Regions from separate parts of the Homo sapiens genome. Here region 1 is linked to region 2. The links are chromatin contacts, found by Hi-C or POLR2A ChIA-PET in ENCODE. All regions are on one chromosome and are shown on one strand. Each heading gives the region's core, a stretch centred on a gene start or an enhancer-like site at or near the end of the contact. The rest is flanking DNA. Distances are from core to core; before and after follow the strand shown. Region 1 has its middle 28 kb from the start of SNHG4. Region 2 overlaps SIL1 (SIL1 nucleotide exchange factor).

Region 1 (3,930 bases), core at 863-3,362, 150 kb after region 2:
GGCGGGCAGATCACGAGGTCAGGAGATCGAGACCATCCTGGCTAACACGGTGAAACCCCGTCTCTACTAGAAATACAAAAATTAGCCAGGTGTGGTGGTGGGCGCCTGTAGTCCCATCTACTCGGGAGGCTGAGGCAGGAGAATGGTGTGAAGCCAGGAGGTGGAGCTTGCAGTGAGCCGAGATCGCGCCACTGCACTCCAGCCTGGGGGACAGAGTGAGACTCCGTCTCAAAAAAAAAAAAAAAAAAAGCCAGGGAGGAAAAGCCACACACTGCATGATTCCATTTATATAAAAAGTCCACATTAGACATATCTATAGAGATGGAAAATAGATTAGTAGCTGCCTAGAGTTGGGGCAATTTGGGATTGACTACAAATGGGTAGGAGGTTTCTTTCTGTGGTGATGAAAATATTCTAGGATTGGTTGTGTTGATGGTTGCACAGCTCTGTAAATATACTAAAAACTTTGTGCGCTTTAAATGGGTGAATTGTCTAGTGTATAAATTAAATCTCAGTAAAGAAACAGGCAACCCACAAAGTAACAGAAAATTCTATATGAAATTGTTACCACTAAGACGTCTAATAGTTATATTTAAAAATAATAATAACAATAGTTTTCTTGGTGTTTTGTTTTATTTTCTGAGACACAGTCTCCCTCTGTCACCAGGCTGGAGTGCAGTGGCACGATCTCAGCTCACTGCAACCCCCGCCTCCCGGGTTCAAGCAATTCTCCTGCTTCAGCCTCCCGAATAGCTGGGACTACAGGCGCATGCCGCCACGCCCAGCTAATTTTTGTATTTTGTTGTTGTTGTTGTTGTTGTTTGAGACGGAGTCTTACTCTGTCGCCCAGGCTGGAGTGCAGTGGCTCCATCTCAGTTCACTGCAACCTCTGCCACCTGGGTTCAAGTGATTCTCCTGCCTCAGCCTCCCGAGTAGCCGAGATTACAGGCGCGTGCCACCATGCCTGGCTAATTTTTGTATTTTTGGTAGAGACGGGGTTTCAGCATCTTGGCCAGGCTGTTCTTGAACTCCTGACCTTGTGATCCACCCATCTCAGCTTCCCAAAGTGCTGGGATTACAGGCGTGAGCCACCATGCCTGGTCTTTTTTTGTATTTTTAGTGAGATGGGGTTTCACCATGTTGGCCAGGATGGTCTCAATCTCTTGATCTCGTGATCCGCCCACCTCGGCCTCCCAAAGTGCTGGGATTACAGGTGTGAGCCACTGCGCCCAGCCAATAGCTTTTTAAAACAAAACAAAAAAGTGAGGGCTTTGCTGTCAAATCTCATTTCTGCCACCTGCTGACTATGTAACCTTGGACAAGTTACTTAACCTCACTGAGCTCAGTTTTCTCATCTGTAAAATATGTATTAGGTCATTTTGAGGATTAAATACATGAATATGTAAAGTCATCTGGCACATAGTAGGTGCTCAGTAAATGAAAACTATAAAGAAGAGCCAAGGAATGCCAACAATTAAAGGAGTGAGGAAGAAAAAACAATATTTGTGGGCCAATGCTATATCCATACATTTATGCCTAACATTTGGCTGTGTTCTAAGGACATAAGGAAGACCCTGACTAAGAAGCTGGAAGGCTGAGGTATAAGGCATTTCTGGAATAAAAATCCCCATAAATAAGCTAAGGGCCAAAACAGAGTCATGGGCAGGTTGTTCAGAAGCAGAGAGAAAGGCTTTGAAAGGGGAGGAGACTTTAAGAGTCAGCCAGGTGGAAAAGGGCAGAGTAGACCCTTGTCCCCTCCCCTACTATGGGTAACCAGAAGGATATGAAACAGCCCTCTCTGGAGAAAACTGGATAGAGTTTACTCAGGACAGGCAGAGGCAGAAATCAGAAGAGAAATTGTAGGTTGATTTTTCATGGCCAGGATGGGGAATGAAGCTGGCACAGGAGGTAGAAGATAAGGCCTGCCTCCCTGGCCTTGCAATAGGTGAACTGAGCCCTAGGAATTCCTGCCCTCTCCCCTGGACTAGCTCCCCTTGGCCCCTAAGCTCTGGATCTCCCTCTGCCTCCCACCAGTCCTCTTTTGGGGAACAGAACCCGATGCTCTGTGGGCCGAGCATGATGGCTCCAGCACTCCTCCCTCTAGTGACTCATTCCCAAGACTGGGGGTGGCAGGAAGTGCCAGGGCCCCAGAGTTGCAGCCCCATCCGGATTCTGGCAGCTTAGAGACATCCTATATTCTTCCTTCCTCCCCCCACCCCCGCCACCTCCCTCACTTTCAGCTCTGACTCTTGACATTTCTACATAAGAGACACCCACCTCCCCCAATCTCTTCTTGCCTTTCTATTGCCTCCTACAGTACCTAAACTGCAGCCCCTAGGGGCTGCTGGGTTAAAGCAGCCTGATCCCAAGGGGGAATGGACACAACCCACATCTAAGGGCCCTTTCCTAGGAAAGGTGACCAGGCAAGTTCTGTACCCTCATGGCCAGATCTTTGACCGGCAAGGCACATGATCTAGAAAGCATTCTGATTGACGCTTAAAACAACAAAATGGTTTTGCTCCATGCTAAGGTCTTCACAAGTCTGTCTCATTTATTCCTTACAACAACTCTAATACAGATACCATTATCACCGGCATCTGGCAAATAAGAAAAGTGAGAGGAAATGTGAAAAGTAGAAGAGCTCGGCCGGGCGCGGTGGCTCACGCCTGTAATCCCAGCACTTTGGGAGGCCGAGATGGGCGGATCACAAGGTCAGGAGATCGAGACCATCCTGGCTAACACGGTGAAACCCCGTCTCTACTAAAAATACAAAAAAATTAGCCGGGCGCAGTGGCGGGCGCCTGTAGTCCTAGCTACTCAGGAGGCTGAGGCAGGAGAATGGCGTGAACCCGGGAGGCGGAGCTTGCAGTGAGCCGAGATCTCGCCACTGCACTCCAGCCTGGGTGACAGAGCGAGACTCCGTCTCAAAAAAAAAAAAAAGAGAAAAGTAGCAGAACTGGGGCTTAAACCCAGGACTCACATCCTGGGCCTTTAACTGCCAGGCTCCTCTTCCTGTCTTGGGAACAGAGGGCAGTGTAGGCCTCTTTGAGCACAGCCCCCTGAGTAATCTAGGGCAGCACATGCAATCTTGAGGCCCTTGGCACAGCTGCTCTGGGGTCTGGCTTCAACTCTAGCCTCCCTTCTAGTTCTCCGTCCCTTTCTATACCTGCCCCACTCTCCGGGGTGGAAATGTGGAGGGCTACTCAGAGGATTCTCAGCCCCATCAACAGCTTATCTTCCTATTCAACTATTAGGACAAACAGACATCAATGTGATTCCAGGGTTCCCAGGGACTACCTAGAAAGAGGGAAATCAGATAGTAATGCTTATAGGTGCAGGCAGGCAAAAGGAGGCTATAGATACCCAAGCATGGGGTTAGCTGAGGCTTGCAGGCAGAGCAGACATCTGTCAAATCAAAGAGGCATAGAGACAGCCCACATGACAATAGAAATAATGATACCCTTGAATTATGTAGCACTTTATAATTTCTCAAGCACTTTGCAAACATTTGATCCTCCAGATGACCTCCTAGGGCCCAAGGAAGCAGAAAGCATCTTTTATAAGCTGTCACCACCTGTCAAGTTGTCCCCCAAGATGGGGAAAGGCAGGAGCCAGGCAAGGCAGTGAGTGAGTTAACCAAACCCAAGCCACAGTGAGTAATTGATAGTTTTTATGGAGACTTTATCCTCAGACTCCTTAGATATCATATTTCTGTTAGATTATATTTACATAACAGTGCAGGGTGAGAGACCCTGATAAATCTTCTCAGAGGCATGGGGATGAATACTGTGGAAATGTACTTTTGTTGATAGCGATTTGTTTTACTACACTACTGCCCTTCAATCTAGGGAGGAAAGAGCAAGGCTATTGCTTTATGGAGGGAGGGAAGGAGGGAAAGGAGAAGGGGAGGTATATAAAGATCAGAGATCT
Region 2 (4,291 bases), core at 437-2,936:
CAGTTCTCATGTCTCCAACTGCCATCTAGATACACATACACACAAACAGGAGCGCACAGAAATAAAACTAGAATGACCTACTGGATAATAAAACATATTGCAAAACCTCTACAATTAAAATGGTTTGATACTGGTGCATGAATAGACAGAATTACCAATGAAGCAGAAAAGAACATTCAAAAACAGACCCAACTGCACACAGAAATTTAATATACAGTAAGAGCAGCATCTCAAATCTATAGGGAAAGCACTTTCTTTTTTAGACAGGGTCTCGCTCTGTCGGCCAGGCTGGAGTGCAGTAGTATGATCACTGCAACCTCAAACTCTTGGGCCCAAGCGATTCTCCCACCTCAGCTTCTGGAGTAGCTAGGACTACAGGCACGCACCACTACACCTGGCTAATTTTTTTTCTTTTTTGTAGAGACAGGATCTCTCTCTGTTGCCCAGACTGGTCTCAAATACCTGGCTTCAATCCATCTGCCCACCTCAGCCTCCCAAAGGGCCGGGATTGTAACAGGAGTGAGCCACTGCACCTGGCCAAGTCAAACTTTTTAATAAGCAGTGTTGGGATAACTCAACAGACATACTGAAAAAGGTAAAAATTAACCCCATGTCTTATGCCTACATGTCAAGATAAATTCCAAACAAATTAAATCTTTAAATATACAAAATGAAAACATATAAGTACCAAAAGAAAGCATAGGTCAACTACTCTATAATCTGGGAGTAGTAAATAATAACTTTCCTAATTATAAGTTGGTGGCAACAACTTGTTGAAAGTAAATAACTTTCCTAATTATAATTCAAAATCCAAAAGAAATCACAAAAATATTAATTTGATTATGCAAAAATAAAAAGTTTTATAAAAAATAAAAATGCATGGAAAAATATCATAAGCAAAAAAGACAAATGTCAAACTAGGTAAAGTATCTGCAATTTAATATCATAGAGTGTTAATATCCCCAATATATAAAAAACTTTTAAAAAATAAGGAGAAAAAGACCAAAAACACAATAGAAAAAAAAGACTACAGATATAAACAGGCAGGTCACAGAAAAAGAAATACAATGCTATTTGACTCTATGAAAAGATGTTCAACTTTGCTCATCACATGACAAAGATAAAATAAAACTACAGTAGAAAACTGCTTTCCACCTATTAGGTTGTAAGTACTTTGCAGGCGAGACTAGGGAAATGAAATTTGCATATACAGCCCCTATAAAGGGGAATTTGACAACATCTAATAAAATTATAACTGCATTTACCCTCTGACCCAGAAGTCTGACTTCTAGGAAGTGACTGCAAAGATATGTTGGCAATAACCTGGATGAGCCTGGAAGTAGATTCTTTTCCAGAGCCACCAGAAAGGGACACAGGCTGGCCAACACCCTGGTTTCAGGCTGTGAGACCCTGAACAGAAGACTCGGCTAACCAGGACCTAGATTTCTGACCTACATCAACTATGAAATAATAAATGAGACGGTGTTTGAAGCCACTAAGTTGGTGGCAATTTGTTTCACAGCTGTAATTTGCAATACAGCCCTGCAGATGGGGGAAAGGGTTCACACCAAGGCTGGAAATGGGAGTAAGTGGACTGTGTGAGATCTTAGGCCATCTAGTTTGGCTGAAACAGCAGACAGGCAGAGCTAAGGACTTAGAATAGCTGAGGTTCTTGAGGCCAGCCCTCCTTGCCTGACCATCCAACGGGAGTATGGGAGCAGGAGGTGAAGAAAAAGGTCAAGGAGGGGAAACCCCTGGCAGGCTGCATCGCTGGTACTGATAAAAAGCATATGATCACTAAGACTTCAGATTTACCCTAAAGAATCTATAAGTACTTCTGTTTCTTCTACTTTCCCTTCTCCCTCTAGGCCTCCCCTCCCTTCTTTCTTGGACACTCAGACTTTAAACTGGATGACCTTGAAAAAGGTAGGAAAAAAATTTTAACAAAAAGGGAGCCCATTATTTGGTAGAAATTTCTCCTTTGTAAGTTTTCCTTTTATATAAGTCTATTTCTGTAGATAAATTGAACCCAACTGTGATATTTAAATCGTTTTAAGAAAGTACATTCTGTTTTACTTGCAAAAAGAGGGGACCCTTGGCCTCTTCCTTGAGACAGGCGAAATGGAAGGGGATGCAAGATACCCTGCTTATTTATCTCCAAAAGAAATCTATAGCCCCAAGCCCAGCCCAATTTTTGTGCCCAGCAGGAACAGGCCTTTGTTCAGAGAACACCACAGGTATGATGGGCACCACACCAAAAACAGAAAGCAGAACCGCTACATCTTTGGGCTCAAGACAACGGGAACATGAAAACAACAGGAGATGGAGAGTGCCAGGCACAAGGGAAATACCTTTTATCTTACATTTTGTTGCTCCTAATGACCTTGTTCAGGCCTCAAATCAGTATGACTTCATTCTTTGGGAAGTATATTCTATGGAAGCTTTAAAATATATTATGAGGTTGCTATGGTTTAAATGTGGCCTCCAAAGTTCATGTGTTGGAAACTTAATCCTGAATGTGACAATGTTGAAAGAGGTGATTAGGTCATGAGGGCTTTGCCCTCATGAATGATTAATGTCACTATCACAGGAGTGGGTAAGTTTTCGCAAGAGTAGTTTATTAAAAAAGCAAGTCCAGCTGGGTGCAGTGGTGTGCCCCTATAGTCCTAGCTTCCCAACTACATGGAAGGCTGAAACGCGAGGACTTGCTTGAGCCCAGGAGTCCAGCCCAGGCAACATAGCAACACTCCGTCTCTTTTGTTCCCCCCCACAAAAGGCAAGTTCAGCCCCATTCTGCTCTCTCTCCAGCACCTGCTCTGTCACCACATGATGCCTTTGGCCACGTATGCCACAGCAACTAGGCCCACAACAGATGCAGCTCCTCAAACTTGGATATCCCAGTCTCTAGAATTGTAAGAAATAAATCTATGCTCTTTAGAAATTACCCAGTCTCAATTATTCTGTTACAGCAGCATAAAATGTACTAAGACAGAGATAAATCAAGTTCTAACACAGGGAGACAGGTGTTATTGAACAGGTGCCGTCCACAATCCTTCAGAGCGCAGTTAGCTCCATCTCTCTTCCCACACTAACCCAGTCCGTGTGTGTGAAAAGGTAATAACCTGACACAATCTCCATACCCTGGCCATTGCGCTGAGGATAGAAGAGATTGGTTCTTCTCCGTGATGGTTAATGGAGGTCTTCAAAACTCTTTCAATCCCTTACCCATTACATTTTTCTAAGGTACTTTTAAATCCTTTCAACTCTGTATCTACAACACACTGTGTGAGGTAAATTTTCTTTCATTTGTCCCAAATTTAATTCCCTTGGGATCACATGATGTCAGGCTCTACTGAACAGGATTTGTTGAACCAGTCCACATTCCCACTATCTTTACCCTATAAATTTTCAGTGCATGGCAAAGAGAAGCTCAATACATACTGTGAGTAGATGAATTTTCCTTCTCTGGCTTTACTCCACATCAAAAAGTCCCATGCTTTCCCCCACTGTCTTCAAATCCACACATACTCCACATCTGTCATGGGCTGAACTAGAATCAGAAATAAGTGTTCCTCCTCTCAGGAAGCCAGTCCTGGATCATGTTTCAGGTTTAAACATGAAATGGGGAGGGTATCATCATAAACCAGCCCTCACCTGCAGCGGAAACAATTTCTGCCAGGAAAGTAGTAAATGAAGCTATTTATTTGCTCTTCCTGCTGATGGAGTGAACACATCGTGTTTCTGTACAACCCACCTCCAACCTGACTCTCATTTCCATGCTGAGCAAAAGTGGAAAAGAAACAATAGGAATCATGTCCCCATTGGAATGGGAAACCACTGGAAATCTCAAAAGAGAAACAAAGGCCTAAACACAAACTCCTCACACACCTTAAGAATAAACAGGTGATACAACAGAATTCATTCTATCATTCATTAGCCAATCTTTATTGAATACCTGTTATGAGCCAAGCACAGCCCTGGGCTCTGAAGATCCAGATGTGAGCAAGACAGACCAAAATCTCTGTCCACTCAGGGCTTACATTCTAGTAGTGGAAACAGACAATAAACAACACTAAGTAAAATCTATAGATTAAATAATAAGTGCTAAGGAGCAAAATAATGCAGGGAAAGGGATATGAAATGTTAAGAAAGGCTAAAACATTTTTGAAAGGGTAGACAGAGATGGCCTCATAGACAAGGTTAGTTTTGTTTTTGGTATTATTTTGGACTTACAGAAAACTCAGTGATAATACAGAGAGTTCCTAGAATTTCTGTACAACATTTACTCAGT

Evidence for each region. A loop is a pair of places that touch in the nucleus more often than their neighbours do. ChIA-PET counts read pairs that join two places held with the same protein, here RNA polymerase II (POLR2A). Pooled maps may share reads with other maps.
Region 1: a loop to region 2 is called in a map of thyroid gland, with 2.2 times the contacts of the local background. The contact joins two enhancer-like sites. A Hi-C loop is called at or near these places in 8 of 168 maps with a recorded cell type or tissue (adrenal gland, heart left ventricle, heart right ventricle and 5 more), 8 of 37 single-sample maps with no recorded cell type and 5 of 50 pooled maps. POLR2A ChIA-PET finds 5 or more read pairs at or near these places in 4 of 52 experiments (GM12878, Panc1, activated CD4-positive, alpha-beta T cell and 1 more).

The regions. Positions count from the first base shown.
Region 1 is chr5:139,244,383-139,248,312 of GRCh38, forward strand. No RefSeq gene overlaps it. Among named protein-coding and RNA genes, the nearest start is that of SNHG4, 28 kb to the right of the region's middle. Within about 2 kb of position 2,113, at least 3 of the 41 ENCODE cell types and tissues checked have a DNase peak (open chromatin) inside an H3K27ac peak, as active enhancers do.
Region 2 is chr5:139,090,370-139,094,660 of GRCh38, forward strand. All of the region lies in intron 3 of SIL1 (SIL1 nucleotide exchange factor), which reads right to left. Among named protein-coding and RNA genes, the nearest start is that of SIL1, 110 kb to the right of the region's middle. Within about 2 kb of position 1,687, at least 4 of the 41 ENCODE cell types and tissues checked have a DNase peak (open chromatin) inside an H3K27ac peak, as active enhancers do.